Linked DNA regions of Homo sapiens: all the other regions are linked to region 3. A link is a loop called in an ENCODE intact Hi-C map of the cell type or tissue named here. Cell type or tissue: mammary epithelial cell. All regions are shown on one strand.

Region 1 (8,000 bases), 430 kb after region 3:
AGACAAGGAAGAGGGCTTGTGCAGGAAGATTCCCCTTTATAAAACCATCAGATCCTGGCTAGGCATGGTGGCTCATGCCTGTAAGCCCAGCACTTTGGGAGGCTGAGGTGGGAGGATCATTCGAGGTCAGGAGTTCGACACCGGCCTGGCTAACATGGTGAAACCCTATTTCTACTAAAAATACAAAAAATTAGCCAGGCACGGTGGCATGTGTCTGTAATCACAGCTACTCAGGAATCTGAAGCAGGAGAATTGCTTGAACCCGAGGCGGAGGTTGCAGTGAGCCGAGGTTGTGCCACTGCACTCCAGTTGGGGAACAAGAGCCAAGCTTCATCTCAAAAAAAAAGAAAAAAAAAAAAACCATCAGCTCTTGTGAGCCTTATTCACTATCATGAGAATAGTAAGGGAAAGACCCACCCCTGTGATTCAATTACCTCCCACCAGGTCCTTCCCACAACATGTGGAAATTGCGGGAGCTACAATTCAAGATGAGATTTGGGTGGGAACACAGCCAAACCATGTCAGCATGGTTATTTATATGGTCATCCTCTGGTCACCTCACTTACTACTCACACTTTTCACCTATTTGCCTACCCACTCCAACTCACCTCCCTATTCCTTCCCACCTCCCTTCCCTTTCTCTGTCTACTTTCTAGTGTTTTCTCTCTCAACCCAAGCAAAGCATTAACTTCTTGCCCATTCCGTTCTTAGAAGTGTGCCTCTACATGTATTTGTGTGTATGAATGTATCCTTATTAATTTGGAACTATGAGAGATCTAATGAAATTTATAGTGTAATGAAATGTAATGATAAATTTCACTTCAAAGTGCACTACTGAGTTCAAAGCAATGATCTAGGAAATACCGGGGATGGGGGGAGGCCGGAGGGAGGAAAGAAGACATTATCCCTTTTATATTTTTTACAATCTCATGGTGCAGAGAAGTATGAGATGTCTTATGTAGAAATGCAGATGCTATGTTATGGAAGTATAGAAGAAGTAGAAGCAGAATTCATGTTGAGTGGGGATGAAAAAAGAGAAAGCTTCCCAAAGGATGTGGTCTTGCATTGGTATTTTAAGAATAAATGGCATTTCCAGCTGGGTACAGTGTCTCACACCTGTAATCCCAGCACTTTGGGAGGCCGAGGCTAGTGGATCACTTGAGGTCAGGAGTTCAAGACCAGCCTGGCCAACATGGTGAAACCCTGTCTCTAATAAAAATACAAAAATCAGCTGGGCCTGGTGGTGGGTGCCTGTAATCCCAGCTACTCGGGAGGCTGAGGCAGGAGAATCGCTTGAGCCTGGGAGGTGGAGGTTGAAGTGAACTGAGACCATGCCACTGCACTCCAGTCTGGGCAACGGAGTGAGACTCTGTATCAAAAATAATAATAATAATAAATAAATAAATGGCATTTCCATAGATGGAGAAAGGAGAAGTGAGAAAAAGAAAAGGCATTTCAAGTGAGCATGGTACACGTTCTCAGGAAACAATCAGTATCACAGAGCACGTGAGGATGAAATTGAAGAAACAGACAGAGCCCACTTAGAGAAACTTACATGTCATGCTTGGGCACTAGGTTCAATTGTAGAGTAAAGGGAACCCAGTCTTATTATATCCAACCAGTTATTTCTTCTCCCAAACACAGCAAGAGCAATTTTGTTTTGAAATGCAGAGCTGAGAATGTACTGCCTATCCCATCTACCCTGCCTTCCATCGGCCTTTTTTTTACCAGCTCCCACTTTCTAAAGTAAAATAGCAACACTCCCCCTGATCTCCTTACTATGGAATCTTCCTTGTCTTTCACTTATCCTTTCTGGATGCAGAGTGGTGCACCTGCTGCTTTCTGTGTGTGCAATGCTCCTCCTCCACCAGCCTACCCCTCTCTTCAGCTGGTTAGCACCGTCCACCAAGTTCAGGTCATCTCAGCCCAAATATTGCTTTCTAACTTAGCTGGCTAAATTAGGTTAACATATTCATATAATTAAGATATTCACATAGAGTACCCTTTCAAAACACATATCACAGTTCATAATTTTTTTTAAATTATTTTTTGTGACAGGGTCTCCCTCTGTTGCCCAAGCTGGAGTGCAGTGATGCAATCTCAGCTCACTGCAACCTCCGCCTCCCAGGTTCAAGCAATTCTTGTCCCTCAGCCTCCGGAGTAGCTGGAATTACAGGCACATGCCATCACACTCAGCTAATTTTTGTATTTTTAGAAGAGACGGGTTTCACCATGTTGGTCAGGTTGGTCTCAAACTCCTGACCTCAAGTGATCCACACCTGCCTCCCAGCCTCCCAAAGTGCTGGGATTATAGGGTGTGAGCCACCGTGCCCGGCCTACAGTTCATAATTAAATACTTACTAACCTCTTCATTTGGTGAAAGTCTGTTCTCCAATAAGACCATAAACTCCCTAAAGACAGAGATATTTTATGGTTTGGATGTCTCCTCCAAAAGTCACATTGAAATTTAATTGCCACCGTAACAGTATTAAGAGGTGGGACCTTTAAGAGGTGATAGAGGCTCTGCCCTCATAAATAGATTAATGCCATTCCCTTGGGAGTGGGTTAGGAGTGAGTTCCAGATAAAATGAGTTCGACCCCCTTTCCTCTGCTCTCTCATGGTCTCTTGCCCTTCCAGCTTCCACTGTGGGTGACACAGCAAGAAAGCGCTTATCAGATGATCAGCCCCTTGACCTTAAACTCCCTAGCCTCCAGAGCCATAAAAAATACATTTCTTTTCCTTATCAATGACCCAAACTGTGGTATTCAGTTATAGGAGCATAAAACAGACTAAGATAGGAGATAATGTGTTTAGCTTAAAATGGGATTCCCACCACTTAACACTTTGTCTGTCACATGGTTTGCTGAATGAATGAGTAGGAATGACATAATTTGGACTGAGATTTGGCAGATGAATCAGAAGAGACTGGAGGCTATAAGTGTGCTTGCTCACAAGAATATATGGTGGGGAGGCTGTGTTGAAGAAAGGCATAGTATTACAAATTTCTTATTTCTTTTTTTTTTTTTTTTAGAGATGGAATCTCACTCTGTCGCCCTCAGGCTGGAGTGCAGTGGCAAGATCTTGGCTCACTGCAAGCTCCGCCTCCCAAGTTCACGCCATTCTCCTGCCTCAGCCTCCCAAGTAGCTGGGATTACAGGTGCCTGCCACCATGCCCGGCTAATTTTTGTATTTTTAGTAGAGAAAGGGTTTCACTGTGTTAGCCAGGATGGTCTCGATCTCCTGACCTCGTGATCCGCCTGCCTTGGCCTCCCAAAGTGCTGGGATTACAGGCGTGAGCCACCGCGTCTGGCCTACAAATTTCTCATTTTCATTAAGCCCATTTCTACTTTTTCCATGTGTAAACTATACACACATTAATGACTATATGTGCATGTATATGTCTTTCTAGGGGATCTGCAGGAGACAAATACCACTGGTGCATGGATAGTTTGTCAGAAGGCCATTTGCTTAAAGGAGAGGCTTCTTTTAGTACAGATTTTAAATAACATTCTCCAAATCCTATATTTAAGACACAAGTCAGAATGATCACATTGGCATAAATCACCTGCATTTATCAGAAGTGTATATAGTTTCTCCAGCAGAGGGTGCTAAAATATAAATTTGACACAGTGAAGCTCAGCATAAATTTATTCAATAGATTTGTCAGCTCAGTCTTTATTGTCAGGTTCTTGTAGCAAATCTAACCAAAAAGGGCCAGTCTTGTAGATTATGAGCATGGGAAGTCTTAGAACCAAAGTTTTACAAATGTGAAATTTTTAGTATTAAATCTTAAATACGAGGGCAATTTCCTCCAAGTTAGCTTGCTATAATACTTTGTAAAACTTTTAGTTAATGTTTTTTGGGGAAAGAACTTGTTACAAGGGGCTATATTATGTGTTATATACATAATATTTATATATTATGATTATAATGTAAGTCATCAAAGGACTGGAAAATAAGCCTTTTTAGAAAGATGGGCAAAATTATCATTAGTCCCTCCAATTTGTAGAGGGTGAGCGTTTTATCACACTCATCAAGACAAAATCCTTTCTCAAGTTATAGAGGCTCATTTTAATCCTCAGAAGCCTTTTTAAAAACCCTATATTTCAGTCAAATGAGGCTAGGTAATGCTGCAGTAACATTCCACCTCAAAGTTTCAGTCACTTAAAACATCCAGGGTTGATTTCCACCTTGTGCTGCATATCTATCACAGAGTTGGCTGGGGGATCTACCAGGTGAATCAGACCGAAGGAGCAGCCGTCACCCCAAAAGTCACCAGTTACTGTGGCAAAGGGACAGCAAAGCACAGGCAATCATGCGTTGGCTCCCAAAGTTTGTCTGGAGGTGGCATCCACTTCCTTCACTCACACTGTCTTAACTATACAGTAAATCACATGCCCACATCTAACTTCTAGAGTTCAGGAAATATACTACTATTGTGAATTTGGAGGAAAACCAGAAATATTTAATGGACAGCACTAAGAACTATTACATGTTATAAATGTGATAAGAAGAAAATAAAACATGTAAGTGTAAACATTAAAAAAATCTCATTGGAAATAATATAGCAACATTGATTTATACGTTATCCTTATATCTTTGAAGTGAGGGCCTGTAGGCTTATTATTAACTCAACTTTCATCCTTAGTCACAAGAGTTGCTAGCACGGATAATGAAAATACTTTGCTTTTGAATTCATTACTACATACTGTTTGGAGGGGAGGAGTGGGTAGTCGATTTACTCCTCTACTTAGGTTTGTCTTTGATTAATGTTAAACCTGCTTGACTTTCCTGAGAACATAACTGCAAGATGTGCGAGGAGGCAGGTGGGAGACACTAGGCTTGGGAAAAGGTCAGGCAGCCTGAGCTTCTGCTGCTGACAGGTGACAAAACAGAAATGAAAACCTTGCTGCTTAGCACGCCCTTTTTGCTTAGCCTCGTAAAGCCAGAGAAGCAGGTTTTTCTAATAAAGATGTAAAATGAAGTAAGTAGTCCCTCCAAGTACTAGAAAGGAGAGCCTTGCTTCTTAGCACACCCAAAAGGAATCTCAGATGGATCTGCCACTAAGCACAGAGTTTGGTCACCTTGTGCAGTGATAGCTGCTCACTGCTCACCAAGAACAATGCAGGGTTGCAGTCAGGTTGTAATCAGAGAGGCACAAAACAGGTTATCTTGGGAACCGAGGCTTTCCTGCCAAGATAGACCTGGCAAGCTGCCTGACCTAAACAGATAATGGCAGTTAATACAGGTGGACAACATGACCTTAACATCAGCACTCCAACCTGGATCCTGCCTGGAAAGGCAGTGAAGGCAGGGTCAGAGTTTAGTTCCTATCTGTCTGTGTCGCAAGTTGCTGAGCTGGGGAGAAAGCTTTAATGAATGCTTTGTGCATTTCCACGTAGTCAATTGGGAGAAAGAGAAGCCCCAAAGGAACTTCATTAGAATGTGGTATCACACTTTAATACTCATCATCTTCAATCCTCATCCACCTACACTTTGCTAATATCCTTCTCATCATTCAAGGGCCTTGCAGCTCCCACATTCTCCAAAATGCCTTCCCTAGACCCCCAAATTAGAATGACCTTTCTGCCTCCATCACTTTCTGTCTACAGCTCTACTACAGACTCCCGACAGCCCACTTTTTATTCAATCTGCTTTTGTATCTGTCTGTCTCCCGCCACCAACCTTTGGCCTGTGAGCATCTGGAAGGCAGAGATCAAACATCATTTATCTATGGATTTTGCTCAGCTCCTACCCAGTTCCATGTACACAGAAAGTTTGTTGATTTAGATTGACCACATGGCCATTTTATGACAGCATTCAATTTTTTTTTTGTTAACCTAGGAAAAATTTCAAACACCCATGAAAGTACTGAGAATAACATAGCACTCACTCAGCATGGCATTAACTTCTAATACGTTTACTCAGGCAGCGGAGCCTAGAGGTTGAGAACATGAACTCTGGAGTCAGAATGACGTGGTTCAGCTCTGTTTCTTATTACTTCACCTCTGGAAGTCTCAAATGGGAGAGTTTTTCTATCTGTAAAATTGGGCTGAGGGTTATTACACAGATTAACTGAGATAATATATGCAAAGCACTATGAGTGCTTGGTTCATAAAAAGGCCTCAAAAGGCAGCTACTATTAGTATCACATGTATTACCATAAACTCTTGAGACTGAGCTTACGGTCCATACAAAAAGGGACCATATATCCAAGCACAGTAATCACAAAAGTTGAAAATTATACGGATTAAAAACTATCTGATGAGAAAAAAAGAAGCTAAAGATCAAAAGAAAATTAAGAGACATATCAATCAATTACAATTATAGGCCCTTATATAGATCCTGTTTCAAATTAAGTAAACACTGACTTTATTTGATGTTATTGGGAATTACTGTTAACTTTTAAAGGTGTAATAATGGTATTGTGGTTATGGCTTTTAAAAGCAAGGGTCCTTACTTTTGAAAGATACAGCACATCCTGATATGTTTACAGATAAAAATATGGCATATGGGATTTGCTTTGGAATAATATAGGAAATACAGTATTTCCTATTTTTAAATAATACAGGAAATAACTGGGGGGTTTAGATAAATCTAAGTTAATTGTTGAGTTGGTGTCTTAGTTCAGGCTGCTATAACAAAATACCACAAATTGAGTGGGTTACAAACAACACAAATTTACTTCTCATAGTCCTGGAGACTGGGAAGTCCAAGATCAAGCATCTTCAGATTCTGTGTCTGGTGAGAGCCCATTTCCAAGTTCACAGATGGCACCTTTTAGCTGAGTTCTCACATGGCAAAAGGAGTGAGCTTAGCTCTGTCGGGTCTCTTTATAAGGACACGAATCCCAATCATGAGGGCAGAGCCCTTATTATCTAATCACCTCCCAAAGGCTCCACCCTCCATGGCAGTTAGAACTTCAGCACGTGAATTGTGGGGGAATACCTTTCTGAATATATTGTTGTGGGTCCGTTTGCCTATGGGAAGCAGTCTCTGAAATGGAGAACATTTACTGGGGAGTGCTCTTGGGATCAATGTCTGTGAGGGAGTGAGGAAGCAGGACTGGCCAGTGGGGGCGGGACTCATTTCGTCCTATGGGGTGCTCCAGAAGTGGCATAGGGAGCTGGGCCTTTCTACCCTCACATGACCAGTCACCAGATAAGAGCATAACCAGGATAAAAGAGGTGGTGTAACTTCCATCAAGGCAGCAAGGCTCTCCTTTGGCCTAGGACAAGTCCAGAAACACACTTAGCTATCTGAAGTCAAGACTGCAGCAACTGGCAAAATAAGTAGCTGAATAATGATGAATATTAGTAGCAAAAGACTTTACTTATTCAAACTGAAGTACAATAATTACATTTTAAATATCCTTAATAAAGATTGCCTGACAGCAGATATTTTATTTTTGTATGTATTTCGGGAAGTCATCTTTCTTTCCATTACTCTATCTCAGTTACTAGCTTGAGGGAAAACATCATTCTATAAAACAAGTGCAAGTGACTGAGCCACGGATGCACATGCTTCCTTAGGTTGACAAATAGCTTTCTCTTGAAACCTTCTTTGAGAAAAAGCTAGAGGAAGTAAATAAAAACATTGAAAATTCCTGGATAGCCACCTTAATGAACACATTATCTCAGCCAGTTTTGTTTTCTCCTAAGGCTGACTGGCAGGCTTCTGATTCTATCGCACAAGGGAGTCTCTTCTTGCTAATCCCAGAAACAATGCCGGGGCCATCTGTGTGCATCACCAGCTACAGGCTTGCAGCCAAAGAGGAGTGATTTAGTTCCCACTGAGGATGAAGCAGCATTTACTCTCTTTTGCCACAATATACAATACCATTTGAAATTTGAATGAAGAACAAATATTAAAAAAAAAAGGAAGGAGGAAAGATTTTGTTTTCACTGAATAAAAATGCTACTAGATCCTGAATATCTGAAGTCTTGGTGAGATTACCTGAACAGAAGTTGTAAGCTGTATTTCATGAAACTCTGCTAGT
Region 2 (8,000 bases), 180 kb after region 3:
ACCTGGATCAGCCTTAAGTTGGATATCTGGTCACTTTTGCTTTTAAATAGTCTGGCAAAGCAAGAGGTACAACACATCCTGGTTTGATGTACTTTCCAGCAAAAAGTATTAGCAAAACAATAATAATATTCAGAGGGCTCAGTTCCCAGTAGAATTCAGCACATACTCCAGATCTCCTGAGGTTCAGGTCTAGTTGAAGGGAAAGGAATGACTGAGATGAGTTTGAGTTTCAGACTTGAGTTTCTCCCAGCTCCCTTGAGAGGCAAAGAAAATCTGCCGATAAACACGAAACAAAGCTCATTGTCCTGCTACTTGTTTGCAAGCAATTGTATGTCTGTCCTGCAGACCTCACTGGGCTCACGGCATTTTGAATAGCTTTCTGTGATGTAACGCACACAGGTTTTCACTCACACTATGCGCAGGGAATTCAGCTCTCGGAGTCATGACTACGTCATCCTTCACCTCTCAAACCATCGCTGCTGGTGGCCTTCGCTTTTATTTGTTAAGCTGTAGCTTCAGGAAAGAGCCAATTCCCTCCCTCCCTCCCTTCCTTCCTCCCTCCTTCCTTCTTTCCCTCCCTCCTTCCTTCTTTCCCTCCCTCCTTCCTTCTTTCCCTCCCTCCTTCCTTCTGTCCCTCCCTTCTTCCTTCCTTCCTTTCTTTGCCCCTCCATTTCCCTCCCTCTTTTTCTTTCATTCCCTATCTCCCTCCCTTCATTCTCTCTCTCTCTGTCATGGTTAACAACACATGCTTCAACAGGTTTTTTTTTTAACCTCTTAAGAGGTATATGGTTAAAAAGTCTCTTTGCTATTCCTGTCTTGTACCTAAGCCACCTACCCCCACCCCACCCCTGCCATACACACATTCATACACACAAGTAAACCATTGGTACTGATTTGATGTTTTTCCTTCCAAAGTGCTTTCAATATATATGAAAGCACATTTGAATAGATGTTGTCAGCCCCCAAATGACAGCCTGTAAAACACAGTGCTCTGCATCTTACACTTTTCACTCACCATTATATCTTAGAGATCTTTCCAAACGTAAAGACCTTGTACATTCTTTTTTATGGCATCATAGTACTCCAGTTGTATAGATTAGCATCATTTATGTAGCCAATCCTCTATTAACAAAAATTCAGGTTGCTTCCAATATGTTGCTGTCACCAACAATGTTGTAGCACGTAGCCCTGCACTATGTCTTCCTGCACATGTGCCAGTCTGTGTGCAGCATAAACTCCTGAGGATGGCATTTGAGGATGAGTGGCTGTATGCACCTGCAGTCTGGATAGATACGAACAAATCGCTTATCGTAGGCACCGTGTGGACCTCTCTTCCACCAATAGTGCAACGGGACCTGGCAGTCCCTATTGCAACAAGTTCCTGAGGCTTTCCTGGGATAAGAAAAAGGCGAGAGAGTATAGAAGGTTATTTAATTAGAAGACCAGGTTCCCCCTCTCACTTCCCAAGCCACAACCATCAAAATTCTCAAACCTGATTCTTTATGATACAACCCAAGAAAGATATATTTTTATTTTTAAAATCGTAACCTAATGAATTAGGATTTTTTTGACTGTGAGTAACAAAATACAGTTCAACTCAGCTTGGCAGTGGACTGGGGGAGAAAGAGCGGCAGGGCGTGGTCACTGTAAGAAGAAGGACACATCTCATGGTACAGTAGGCAGGAGTGCAGCCGTGCTCCCAGGAGGGACAGCATCCAGGAGCTGGGAGACCACAGGACAGCCAAGGATACAGGGCCTGTCACCCATTGCTGCTTCTATTTGGATCTTCTTTCTTGAAATATTTTTTTCCTCTCTTCTATTCAATCCTCACAACAGGTAAAGGTGGAAGCTCATAGTGACCAAATTCACAGTTGGAGACAGACTTTGTGTGCATGTGTGCATGTTAGTGTGTATGAGTGTGTGAGTGTGCATGAGTGCGTGAGTGTATTTGCTTGTTAGTGCAAGTGTGCACCAGTGTGTGAGTGTGCATGTTAGTGTGCGTGAGTGTGCATGTTAGTGTGCATGTTAGTGTGTGTGTGCATGTTAGTGTGTGAGTGTGCATGTTTGTGTGTGCATGTTTGTGTGAGTGTCCATGTTTGTGTATGTGTGCATGTTAGTGTGTGGCATGTGTGAGTGTGCATGTTAGTGTGTGTGTGTGTGAGTGTGAGTGTGCATGGTTAGTGTGTGCGTTAGTGTGAGTGCATATTAGTGTGTGTGTCCGCATGTTAGTGTGTGTCCGCATGTTAGTGTGAGTGTGCATGTTAGTGTGTGTGTGCATGAGTGTGTGATTATTTGCTTGTTAGTGTGAGTGTGTACCAGTGTGTGTGTACATGTTAGTGTGTGAGTGTGCATGTGTGACTGTATGTGAGGGTGCATGAGTGTGTGTGAGTGTGAGACTTGTGTGTATGTTAGTGTGCATGTGAGTGTGCATGTGAGTGTGTGGGTGTGTGAGAGTGTGAGTGCACAGGATGCTTTTCTGCTTTGATTCCCCATTCCCAGAAAAGGGCGTTGGCCCTGAACTTGGGGCCAGGCACCCAGCCTGGGCCAGGCAGCTGTGAACAGCAGAGCTTGGTCATGTTGTCCAAGCTGAAATGTGGGTCCCGCTGTTCTGAGTGGGCAGAAGAGCCAGGGGAATCTTTTCAAGCCGAGCAGATATTCCACATGGCATCTGCACAACCACAAATAAAGTTGTTTATCTTTGTCACTTTAATATTATAACAAAAGCATTATAAAAACAAGGCAGAAACATAATGAACTCTAAGGCCCAATAAATCTCTTGGTTAAATGGCCCTCGTGGTTTCTGAAGTTATCCCAGAATGGGATAATGGCAGAAATGAATTAGGTATAAACTGGACAAATTCTCACCTCTCCTGTTGTTTCTTTTCAGCCAATAGTTTCCTAAAAACTGGGTTATCAGAGACGCTCTTTTAGAGTAAAACAATTTTTTTTTTTTACATTTTTAAAAACAGAGCTTCTCTCCAATGAATGTCCAGAAAGACCATACATTTCAGGGCTGGCCTACAGGACATATTTCAAAGTGATGTGTAATGTCATTTTAGAAGAGTGAGCTGTTTTCTGTTGTTTTTTTTTAACTTAAAGACAAAATGGCCAGGGAAAAAGCTGCCAAGTCTCTGAGTAATCTTATTGAGGGTTCAGCTTTCTAAGTATGACCTTATGCTAGCAACAGCCCCTGAGTAACAAGAAAACAAGCCAAGCTAGGAAGCCTTGTTTCTATGAGACGAAATGGTAAGACAGCAAAGTCTGAAGGTGAATTCTAATTATGTAACATGAGTGAGTCATCAACGCCGTCAGCGATCACAGACAATGATGCAGTGACCCGCCGTCTCCCCACACTTGCAAAGCACAGAGGCTGTGTTTCTCATCCCCCGCTCCACACCTTCCTCTCACCCCTCCTTCCTTCCTTCTTTTCTATTTTTCTCTTTTCTTTTCCATTTTGTGCTGCATTACTCAGGGTTCTCAGAACCAATAAGATACACATATATATTTAGAAAGTGATTTCTTGTAAGAACTTGGCTCATGTGATCATGGAGGCAGGCAGGTCCCAAGATCTGCAGAATGAGTTGGCAAACTGGGGACCCAAGAGAGCTGATGGTGTGGTTCCTGTCTGCGTCTGAGGCTCTGGAACCCAGGAGAGCGGATCACATAGCTCTAGCACAAAGGCCAGCAGGTTTGAGACCCAGGAAGATCTGATATCTCCATTTAAGTCCAAAGGTGAGAAAAAGCCAATGTTCTAGTTCAAAGACGACCAAGCAGGAGGATTTCTCTCTTGCTCAGGGGAAGGTCCACCTTTTTGTTCTATTCAGGCCTTCAACTGATTGAACAAGGCCCACCTGCATCGGGAGGGCCACCTGCTTTACTCAATTTACTGATTTACACGTTAATCTCATTTCAAAACACCCTCAGAACACCCAGAATAATGTTTGCCCAAATGTCTGGACATCCTGTGGCCTAGTCAGGTGGACGCATAGAATTAACTATCACGTGTGCCTTCCTGTTCTCGGGTGCACTGGCCACGCATGCTGTCACCCATTTCCCGTTTATCATCTTTTCTTTACAGCCAAGTTTCTAGAAAGAGAAGTCTAGACTGTCTGCAGTTTCTCATCTCTCATTCACAAGTCAACCCAGCGGCAGTTGGCGCCTGTCCCCATCATTTTCTTGAAACTGATCTCAAGAATCTGCATAATCTAATTGTCAAGTTCTTTCCTCTGTTCTTTGTGTAATAACGCACCATCCTGAATCTCTCCTTCAGGCCTCTCTTCTCTGTGCGGCCCTCTAGGAGTGATAGTCCCCAGGATCCTACCATCTTCCTATCTATCTTTTTTTTTTTTAATTTATTTTTTTGAGACGGAGCCTCACCCTATAGCCCAGGCTGGAGTACTCACTGCTACCTCCACCTCCCAGTTTCAAGCAATTCTCCTTCCTCAGCCTCCCGAGTAGCTGGGATCACAGGCCCGCACCCCCATACCCAGCTAATTTTTGTATTTTTAGTAGAGACGGGGTTTCACCATGTTGGCCAGGCTGGTCTCAAACTCCTGACCTGAGGTGATCTGCCCGCCTCGGCCTCTCAGAGTGCTGGGATTACAAGTGTGAGTCACCGTGCCTGGCCCCCTATCTCATTTAACAAGCTCTGTCTGGCAGATGTTATAAGCTCTCTTGCTTTAACTGCCAGCTCTAGGCTCATGACTATAAAATCTCTGTCTTCAACATTCTCTCTCTCTGAATCTCAGACTTGGGATATATAACTGCTTACAGATTCTCTCCCCATTGGATAGTCTCCACATGAAACTGGAACTTAACATGCCGCATTCAAATTCACCATTTCCCCCGTAGACTTAATTCTTAATTTCTTCTTTCTCAGAATGATACTAGCATCCATGCAGTCTCCAGAGGTTTTATCCAGGAGACATTTATTACCAACGGCTCCGTCTCCCACCTTGTAATTCAAATCAGTTACTATGCTCTTTCGGTTCTCCTTGCTAAATATCCATTTCCTCTCCTCTTCACTGTCCCTGTCTCCAGCTTAATCCGAACCTTCCTTATAATTCTCAACTGGAGTATAGCTTTATAATGGATTTCTCTCCACCTCCATTTCAACTGCCCCTTCAATGAATTAGTGACTATTTTCAGTGTGATTCTTATGCAAGAAAATGTGATCGAGTTAATTCCCACTGAAAGCATTTCCAAGCCTACCCCATTGCCTTTAGGATACAATATGAAGACAATTGCAACAGTCCAGGAGAGAGACTGTGAGCTAAGACAGAGGCAACTGAGATGGAGACACAGGACAGAATGAAGGGAGCTGGGAGATCCTACAAGCTAGAAATGCCAAGACCCCATTACCCATGAGACGATCAGACGTGGGAGTGAGAGTAAAGGGAGATGAAGGAAATCCTCTCCATCCTGACTTTGATGATAAAGTGAGTCATAGTCTTGTTCTCTGAGCTGGGGAACTCTAGATCCTGACTTTCCTCAAAGCAAACAGCAAGTGAACTTACTTGGGTGGGGCACCCTGTCTGGGGAAGCAAAGCCTTCAGGAAACTCAAAGGTCTGCGTAGAGATGAATCAGAGACTCAATAACGAAGAAATAAAAATTAATACCAGATGGGTGAAGGAGGCAGTTGAAAGTCCTTGTAAATAGTCAGCATCCAAGAGTGCTGCAGAAGTGGAAGGTGCCACAAACAATGCTCTTCTGCCAGGAGATTCCTAAAAATCTGCTGGCAAAGACCAGAGAAAGAATCAGAGCCACGTGCCCAGCAAGACATTACCTAAGCTCAAAAGGGTTTAAAGGACTTATAACCCTGCCTTTTACCCTCAATTATTTCATGATCACCACCATGCCCTTTTTCCTGGTCAGGTGGTTGGCAGTAGTTTGGAATACCTTGCTGTTTGTAGAACATGTTAAAGCATGAATTATTTGTTGCTATGCCTTCTGGGTGCATATTTGGATGCCCTAACAGATGAACTAATAGCTCTTTTCATCTCACTCTCTTTATTGAGTCTTGCCCATTTACAACAAAGGAGAGACTTGTTTTGTAGATCTTTAAAACACACCTGAGGATTTTGAATTCATTTATAAGCCAATCCCCTCCAGTGATCATTCAGTAAGAACCAAAGTCATTTGCAAAGCTATACACCAACAACATTTAAACTGGTTAAATTGAGCCAAACCACCCAATTTGGCTGTTCAGCCAAATTCAAGTATGTCCAATGCATTGGGATATTAAATCCCCAACAAATTCTTCTTTGGCATGGCCTGACAAGATCACTGGTATTTATTGGTTGCTTTTATACAAATGGAAAGAAATATATCATAACCAAAAAGTTTTCACAGGCAACCTCATTAGAATCTTGCATGGGACCCAAGAGTGGGCTGAAGAACACAGTCTTTCCTGCCAAAGAGCAGCCTTTTGCTCTGCAAGCAGGTGGCTGATGGGCTGTTTTATGAAGGGTTTAATGATCTCTGTCTGCCTTAGTTACCTACCAAAATAAACTGTGTGAATCCCAACGTGGTAGAAGGACTCCCTCATTAACTGTCAAGCAAAATCTTGGTAGGGCTCCACAGCCTGAGGAAATAAAGTTGCTAAGGAAGACAAGTCAGTGATTCTGTAGTTTCTACAGACCTCTGCTTCAGATACTGTTAGCAGCCCAGGAAGTAGTTCTGTTGGCTGCATTGATCCTGGGCCCAGAATTACCCTAAGGCAGAACCATCAGGGAGACAGAGCTAGATCAGTCTCCATTCCCCTAGGACACTACTCATTTGGCGACAAGCTAACCAGAGAGCTTCACTCAATTTATAATATTCATAACTGATAAAGGCCTTTTCTGGTATCCCACTAATTATATATCCAGGTTATAACCTAAATAAGATACAAAACTGAGGATGCATTTTTGTCTGATCTCTTTATTTGATGCCTGAGGAAACTGAGACTCAGGAATGGCTGAACTGCCTGAAGTTGCACACCTGAGAGTCGAGCCCAGGTCTCCTGACTTGCAGGCCACAGTTCTTCCTGCTGTGAATACCATCATGTGCTGCCAGCTGCACATGGTTGAATGGGAGTTACAGAAGTTTGGAAAACCTGGGTCAGATATCAGACTAGAGAAACATCCAAAGAGAGATAAGAAAAAACATAGACTGGATGGTCCACAAGCCTCAGTGTAGGAAATGAAGTGGATTAGCCAGGAAATCAGGAACCTAGGCTGTTTTGAGGGGGCATAAAAGCTGCCTTGCTCAATCATGCTTATTTCAATCTATAGAGAGAAACACCCTACAGGCAGAAGACCTGCCATTTTTACCCATGCTTGGTCCAAGAGTACGCCTTCCTTCATCCATATTTCTAGCTTTCTCCCCACCCACTCCTTTCTTTGGAAGGAAGTTATTTTCCTTTCCTATCACTGAAAATTCTAACAGAGCCCCACTGAGAGTCTTCTTCATCCTACGTCCTCATTTAAAGCCAAATTTTACTGAGCACTTACTATGCACCAGGTGCTGAGCTGGGGTAACAAAGATGGAGCAGCCACAGTTATAATCCACAAGGATCTCCTCATCCAAAGGTCCTGTTTATGTAGAGTGCTTGCTTGCACCATGTGGACAGTGAGCATACTTCTAAACCCCAAATCTCAACATATGGTCCAAGAAAAGCCTGCTTTTCTAATTTGCGAATGTTTTATAAGGGTGTCTTTAAAAGGCTTACAAATTGAATTGTGTTAGTAAGTCCTATAACAAGTTCCTTTACTAGAAAAAAATAAATTTTATTAAATCAGGATTTTTGAGAAAAATCTGTGCTGTGTGTTCTCCAAATCCATATGTTTTAACTTGTAAAACCTCCCTATAATCACAGTCTATTGCAGTTGGGAAGGATCTGAAATGTCACCTAATCCAGAAGATGTAAATTTTTTATTTTTTAACAATGAAACAATTTTTAAAAACAAATATTACCGTGACTTCCAAAATAATAAAAGAATTAAAATTGGCACCTTTC
Region 3 (8,000 bases):
GCTAAATCCATGCTTCCTGCCAGCTCCCCCGAGCCAATGACTCAGTGCAAATGCCTGAGTTTCCCTGGCAGAAGCTAGAGGAAAGCATAAAGAGGTGAGATGTGCTAGAATGGATATATTATGTGAAACCTGGACACTAACCAGAGGAGTATGTCCCACAGGAAGGCCCATTCACCAAAACATCAGGCCTCATCTATGTTCAGTGGTTGCTGTCACAGAGCTAGGTAATTAATATTCATGAGGATAGTAAGGCCTCAGAATGAGAGACCAAGTGGCCAAGCTTAACCACTAGAAACCCAGAGTCCACAGTTACTGTAACGACCGGGAAGATCAGAGGCATCAAAGGGGCTTGACCTTCAAGGAGGTGGAGGGATGGATACTGGAGCATGGCATTCCCACAGGCAAAATAGATAAGGGCAAACAAGGCTGACGCTTAACATCTACAACGAGAAAAGGCAAGAAAGGAGGGGCAAGAGGCTGACAGCAATTGCCCCAGTAAAAAGTCAGGATACTTTCCTCAATTCTAGGAACTGAGCCAATTTTCAGGTCCAAAATCCATTGACTAAAAAGACAGCCAGGTCCCTAAGAATAAGTACCCTGCAACACTGCAACAAGTTTATATCGAGATGACTTGTCCCATCCTTCCCTAAAGGGACCCACGACCATTTGCTTAGGTGACTGTATGCCAGGGAAAGGGAAGGTCTAGACTATTGCACACAAGTTCCGAGTTGACCTTGACACCCGGACCCCTTGTTGAAGTGGGGCCTTATAAGAATCAAGTAATGAATGGAGTCCTAGCTGGGTCTGGCACAGAGTGGGCCCACAGAACCTGTAGACTCACCCAGGAAGCATTTCTCCATTTCCATGTATCACTGGAATGAATGTACTTGGCAGTTGGAGTAAACCCTATATTTGTTCCTTGGTCAGTGAGGAAGTGCTATCATAGTGGGAGAGGCCAAATGGAAACTCCGAAACTGTCCCCCAGGCAAGATGGTAAATACAAAATAGGGATTGGTCGTCTCTATCATATCTCTTTTTAATTGCTAGTCTCCCCCAGCAGGAAGTGGATGGACTCTGAAGAATGACAACAGATGAGTACAGTTTCAATCACATGGTGGTCGACTGCGGCTGCTGTGCCAGAGGTGGGATCACAGCTGGAGCACATTAAACAGGCCGCAGGCCCGTGGCATGTGGTTGTCTATTTGGTGAATGTGCCTTTTCTATCCATATTAGAAAAAAAGATCAGGAACAATTCACATTCACGTGGACAGACTCCAATATTCATTTATTGCTTTGCCTCAGAGCTATCTTAACTCAGCTGCCCTTTGCCATAATAGTCTGAAATAATCTAGATCACCTGAACCCACGGAACATCAAACCCATCCACTGCATCAATGACATCATGTTCATTGGCCAGAAGAAGCAAGAGGTGGCTAGTATGCTGGAGGTCTTGGTAAAACACTCATGCTCCAGAGAGGAAAAGATGAATGAGGATTTAAGGAATCCAGTGGTTAGGTTCATGCTGGAATATTCCCTCCAAAGCAAACGATAAATTGCTGCATCTTATATCTCATACCTCAAAAAAGAAGTGCCTGGTAGGCCTCTTTGGGTTCTGAAGGCAACTCATGCCACACTTAAGACTGCAGTTCCAGGCCAGGCGTGGTGGCTCACGCCTGTAATCCCAGCACTTTGGGAGGCCGAGGCGGGCGGATCACGAGGTCAGGAGATTGAGACCATCCTGGCTAACACGGAGAAACCCCATCTCTACTAAAAATACAAAAAAAAATTAGCCAGGCGCGGTGGCAGGCGCCTGTAATCCCAGCTACTCAGGAGGCTGAGGCAGGAGAATGGTGTGAACCCGGGAGGCGGAGCTTGCAGTGAGCCAAGATAGCGCCACTGCAGTCCCGCCTGGGCGAAAGAGCCAGACTCCGTCTCAAAAAAACAAAAAGACTGCAGTTCCAGCTCACAAATTGGGCAACATGATTATTGGCAGCTTTGAGTTGTGCCTGAAGCACAAAAAGGCTAGAGATGCAGGTCTGTCACCTGTGAAAGGGGAGGGAGAAGGAGGGTTAGTTAGGAAGAGTCTCAAACTGCAGTGCTGTCCTGCAAAAGTCTCAGCCAGCCCAACAGAGAGCTCCAGAGCAAAGGCTGCCTGTTGGAGAAGTTCCATGATGAACAGAAAGGGCCAGGCCCTGGCACGCCCACTGTGCTCATTAGCTGTTAAAGGTCTGCCTAGGAAAAGCATGGCCTCAGCTCAACTGCTGTGGCTAAGCAACCAGAGGCACTGCAACCAAGGCCATCACCTAACTGCACCCTCACAGCTAATCTACAAGTTCTTTCTTGAAGGGAGATCATAATAGCTCCATATCCCCATATTGGAGAGAATTCTCACTCTGCATTCTGCCAAGGAGCTGGTGTGTGTGTGCGTTTGTGTGTGTGTGTGTGTGTGTATGCACACATGTGACAAAGGTTTATTTAACTTATCAATGAATGAAGAAGGAGAAGAAAAATTACTATATATAGTCAATGAACAAAAAGAATGCTGGAATAAGACTGCAAGTGAAGTTGAAACTGGTAAATTATAAAACAACACAACTATAATCTGTAGGATTTATATTTCCTACTGGACAGAAATGAATTGCAACATAATGATCCTCCACAAGTTAACATTAACTTTACAAGAGTCTCACCTTCATCAATAGCAAATAATCAAAGTAACTTTCTTCCTGTAAAACTTCCCAACTGGGGGAACATTTGCCCTCTCCTCACCCCAGAGATATCTGACAATGTCTGGAGACATTTGTGGCTATCGCAACTAAAGGGATGAAGGTGTGCTACTGGTGTCTGGTGGGCAGGGGCCAGGGATACTGCTAAATGACCTATTACGCCCTGAACAGCCCCCACGGCAAAGAATTACCCAGACCAAAATTTCAATAGCGCCAAGACTGAGAATCGTGTACAGATGACACTTTTGACAGCTTATTAGGCAATGCTCTAGTATGACACCGAAAGGGCGTAAGAAGATCTTTAATGTTTCCTTCTGCTTTCACTTAAATGTAAAATTGGGATAATGATATATCGAAGCAACTTCATTTACGGTGAAGGATGATTAAATAAAACAATTGTGGTTGATTGTATTTTTACAAAGATGATGCACAAATATATATCCCATCCCACATGCTCTTCTTCTGACGTGACACTGACATTCCTGTATTGAGGGGTGGAGGCTATGTTCCCTTCCCTTGAACCTGGGTAGACGTTTGCAATTACCTCTATCAACAGAACACAGCAGAAGTGACATTTCCTGACCTCTGAGGCTGGATCATAAAAAGCAACACGGCTTCCTCCTGGCTCTCTTTCTGGGGACACCACCTTGGATGTTCTGAGCCAACATGAAACAAGTCTGGCTATGCTTGAGAAACCCTAAAGAGGGACTACATAGAGACAGAGAGAAGCTCCCACCCCAGCCTGTCCAGTCTTATCAGCTCAGACACCAGACACGGGAGCGAATGAGGCTTTACAATAACCCCAAGTACTGTCTGATTGCGATCTCATGTGAAAGAAGCCTCCAGGCAGAACCACCCGACAGAGCTCCTTCTGAATTCCTGGCCCATAGACACCGTGGGAGATAATAAATGATTTTGTTGTCTTAAGCTTCTATATTTTAAGATGATTTGTTCCATAGCAACAGACACTAAAACAACCATACAAAAATAGTCCTTAGCACCCTGCATGGAAAGTGAGTTAACTGGTCACTCTTGTGGGGTAGTTTTAGTATTTTTAAGTAATATTTATGTAGTATTTTTACTGTTTCCGTGCGCAAGAGGGCACACTGTCCGTTGACAGCCCTCATACATGGAGGTGTAATTTTCTAATCAAAGCACCAGGTGGAGCCAACCCCTAATTTTTCACTGTCCCTTTCAGAGGGTGAACTTGACAAAATGGAAAAAAGGCTTCAGAATCAAACTAGCATGTTTAGGGCGATGTGTTAGAGAATGCTCAGTATTCTAAATTCTCAAATTCTAAAACACAAGGAAGCTTATTTTGATGAATAACTCATCCCTAGGCAGGGTGTACGCACAAAAAACAAGAAAATCCTTTTTTTTCCTTTGTTAAATGCAACAGAGAAGGTTATGCTTTCTTTAAACCCTGAAAAGGAAAAGAGATCTGCCAGCCTATGATTTCTAAACAATACTGTACTTAATTTTTGCCATTATCTAGACACATAGCTAATGCAAGTCTCTGTTTGCTGTTTGCTTCTGACAGTAAGACAATATTTCTGAATACTGATTTATGGGACTCAGATAACATCTGTACCACAATTTTAGCTTAAACATTTTTAGGTTTACATGTTTTCTAGTCCTTTATTTTGTATACACGAATTTAATGCTCTAGTGGCTGTGAAAATGGGCCATGATTCCGATTGCAGGAAATCTGGGAACCAAATCCCTTAAAATGAATTGGGTGAACCAAATACATTGTATCTCCCTCTTGTCAGAGAAATTCAAAGCAGACTCTACCCATCAGCATTCACTGTAACCTGAGCAGGTTGGCAACCCGTCCTTATTATGATGATCTGCCAGTGCCTATGTAACTCCTGAAGGCTGATGCCTCTACCCTGAGATGGCTCAAGGATGGTTAGGGCAATAGAGCAGTGGTCTTGAGAATAAAGATGGTTTTGTGATCCGCTTATCTGATTAGAGGTTTATACTATAAAGTCAAGGCTTCATAGCCTGGTAGGGGATAAATCAAATGTCAGAAAGGATGGAGGCAGCTTGAACTCTGAAGAGCTGATTTTCTGAGGGTATCCTACAACTTTGACTCCACCCATACCCTAGCTGACCTGTCATCTTGCTAATTAACCACAAGAACTGAGGGAGAAAGTAAGGTGTGATCAGCTCAAGTAAGGCGTGATCAGCTCAAACCCTATCTATCTTATGCTGGGACTAACACAAAAGAAAGCCAAACACAATTATATGGTAAATCAGTAGAATCATGTTCCTACCTAACGTGTGTCTGTCAGGGATGAGACTGATTCCCATGCTTAACTTATGGCCCTGTCTCATCACTTTGTGCTCATAGAATGTATACGTGACATATTTTTCTTTGACACACTAGTACTGGCAAAGGCTGTCTTCTTTGGCTTAACCACAAATTGTGGAGCATGAGAGCCTCAGAACATCTCCAATCTCTCCCAGCTAGTTTCGGAAATTCCCAGGGACAATTGTGCACATGCTCTCGAGAAGTTCCCCTGGATCCTCAAAACAGCCTTGTGAATCCACAGTAGCTATGGTGACAAGCCTGCTGCAACTCTTTAGAGGGTACTTGGCTGGGTCCCACAGTCACTGATACTGACAGCAGGATTTTCGGGTCACTACTAAGCACTTCCCACAAATGGCCATGACCTCATTCCATGCACTTGGTAGCCTGTCAGTGCAGTGGCTAGAGTGTGATGAGGTAGGCAGGGAGGCAGCCTCTGTCCCTGTGACTATTATCCTCCATTGCTAGGCTGTCTTCTTGGGGCTCATCTCCTTAGGGTCCTTTATCATGTCTATGAGGGCCTGTTCAGGCATACAGCAGTATGAGCAGCCATTCGTACTACCCAGTCTCTCCAAAAATGACGAAAAACCATGTTTTGTGGCCCAGATCTGTATACTCTACCTGGGGATGACTTCTTCCTCATAAGGCATTCACTCCTCAGGCAAATAACATACCATGGTAAGCCCACCCTATTGCCCTTGCACCTCCGATGCACCCACATTAGCAGGCTCAGCCCATGCTAGTTCCCAAACTGACCTTGGATTGTTCAAGCAACTTTAAACCCAAACCTACAAAGCTGGTGTGCAGCTCACAGTTTGATGACTATGTAAATTACATCCTGAAATGTCTCTACTAAACATGTGACTGGACACATCTGAATTTACAATGGGCACACGGCATCTTGGTTTCATAGGTGAAAGACTCTGAATAAGTACCTTTTTGGCAATAGTTCAATCTGAAGTGGATTAAGGCAAGATTTAGAATCTTTAAGCAGGGTAGTACTTTTTTCAAACGGGCATGTTTCCAAGGGATGGAGTCACTGGATGGAGTTTCCCAGCATGGCAGCCCTTCTCTGGTGGAGGCAGCTTGCTGAGATCAGGAGGGATGTTCAAAGCAGAAGCCGGCTCGAAGGTTCCGCTCATTTTTATAACAAATTAGCATAGTTCACACCCTCCCCCTCTACATGCCAATGTTAGAATGATCTCATAGGCAGGCCAACTCCACCCTTTTCTGTACCTCTAGACTTCCATTCAACTCATAGAGCTATGCCTTCTTCCTGTACTTTTGCCAAACCAGGCCTTGCAAAATTATTCCATCAGTCATGGGTGCTAATGAACTGGATCAGAAATTGACCACCTGGATACAGAGAGTTTACTCAAGGATACCGGAGTCATCTTTTCCTTACCTGGCCCCTTTGCTCACATTAGTTCTCTCGTCTCTTTAAAACAGTAATCAAACTGGCCGGGCACGGTGGCTCACGCCTGTAATCCCAGCATTTTGGGAGGCCGAGGCCAGTGGATCACCTGATGTCAGGAGTTCAAGACCAGCCTGGTCAATATGGTGAAACCCCATCTCTACTAACACAAAAATTAGCCAGGCGTGGTGGCATGCGCCTGTAGTCTGAGCTACTCGGGAGGCTGAGGAGAAGAACCACTTGCACCTGGGAGGCAGAGGCTGCAGTGAGCCGAGATTGTGCCGTTGCACTCCAGCCTGGGCGACAGAGCGAGACTCCGTCTCAAAAAAAAAAAAAAAAAAACACAGTAACCAAACTTTGCTTCACTGTGGTTTGGTAAAGTGGAGCAGGTGTCTACCAGTTTTTCATGCAACCTGCCCAAATGGCCCTTTCAAACTCTAATGGTGTGAGAAGCTCAGCTCTGGTAGGGGAGTGTACATTTGGTATTTCTCCCCTGCTGCTTACAAGTTCAAATGCTCTGTGCACTGACAGCAGCAGGAGGAGGAAAAGTTAAACATGGTGATGTTTACTAGAGGAATCTGTCCTCTGTAGTTGTAATTAAGAGGTTTGCTAGACCATATGGGACTGCTGACCAAGTACTAAAGCAGCTATGTCAAACACAACACCAGTGGTTTTATTTACAGCCAGGAAACCAGTGTGTTTCACGTGCTATCCCAACAGGGACCATCTCCACATCTTTAAAGAACAATGTGCCGATAAAAGAAGTAGAACGAAGGATTGCAGCCCCCCCAGCCCCCCTGAGCCTCTCTGCCTTCTGGTGACAGAAGCATTTTAATCGTCACCACCTGTAGAAAATGTTCTCTTCCTGGTTGCCTAACCCGGAGATCCAGCAGTTGGAATTCCAGACAGGAATTCTATAGTGTGGGATGGAGAAGTATTTGGAGATGATGTGGTCGCAGTTATCTCTCAAGTTATTCTGGAGAGGCCATTTTCTCTCTTCCTATACTTGTGTTGCCCTATTCCCAGTTTTACTTCACAATGTTTTGAGGCATGTCTATGAGGCCCCAATCCTACACCCACGTAATCTCTCTCTACACTGCCTTTCTCTCCCTAACCCTGCGGCTACAGCTCCCCACACCAGTAGGCTCAGCCCACACTAGTTCCCAAACCAACCTGGGATTGCGTAAGCAACTTTAAACCTAAACCTACAAATCTACTGTGAAACTCAGAGTTTGATGACCGTGCAATGACCCCAGTTCCTGGCTGCCATGTTACATCCTGAACCCTTACTACAGATTTAACTGGGATGGGATATCCCCGAGGTATCCATCAGGATCCAGCATCCATAATAATAGTTGCTCTCCATGGGGAATTTCTGCTAAAAGCAATCCTCTAATCCTGACAACAGAGACTTTCACCATCTTTGTCTTAAAAGATGAGGATGCAGGGGCCTGAAAGAGGCTATGTAACTTCCCCAAGTCAGTGTCAAGCTGGGACTGGAAGATGAGTATTCTAAAAATTATACACTGTGAGCTGTGATTCAGCC

Evidence for each region. Peaks named below come from ENCODE experiments on the same cell type or tissue, not always from the same donor. Only the 100,000 strongest peaks of a DNase experiment are listed, where the experiment ranks them.
Region 1: a loop joins it to region 3, with 14 times the contacts of the local background. A loop is called at or near these places in 11 of 110 quality-filtered maps.
Region 2: a loop joins it to region 3, with 7 times the contacts of the local background. A loop is called at or near these places in 14 of 110 quality-filtered maps.

What each region holds. Positions count from the first base shown.
Region 1 is chr6:11,064,747-11,072,746 of GRCh38, reverse strand. All of the region lies in intron 3 of ELOVL2-AS1 (ELOVL2 antisense RNA 1), which reads right to left. Among named protein-coding and RNA genes, the nearest start is that of ELOVL2, 24 kb to the right of the region's middle. In mammary epithelial cell, a CTCF peak has its summit at 3,600 (motif pointing right); no DNase peak of the experiment used is centred here.
Region 2 is chr6:11,313,778-11,321,777 of GRCh38, reverse strand. It overlaps LOC105374925 (a long non-coding RNA gene), which reads right to left. Exons shown (of 6, transcript XR_001743967.2): 5 at 1,016-1,392. It also overlaps a transcript of NEDD9 not described here. Among named protein-coding and RNA genes, the nearest start is that of NEDD9, 85 kb to the right of the region's middle. RefSeq lists an enhancer at 3,316-3,535. In mammary epithelial cell, no CTCF peak of the experiment used is centred here; DNase peaks (open chromatin) are centred at 3,237, 5,507 and 5,887; H3K27ac peaks cover 4,126 bases.
Region 3 is chr6:11,492,272-11,500,271 of GRCh38, reverse strand. All of the region lies in intron 3 of LOC105374928 (a long non-coding RNA gene), which reads right to left. Among named protein-coding and RNA genes, the nearest start is that of TMEM170B, 41 kb to the left of the region's middle. In mammary epithelial cell, a CTCF peak has its summit at 3,872 (motif pointing right); DNase peaks (open chromatin) are centred at 41, 2,201 and 3,891; H3K27ac peaks cover 267 bases.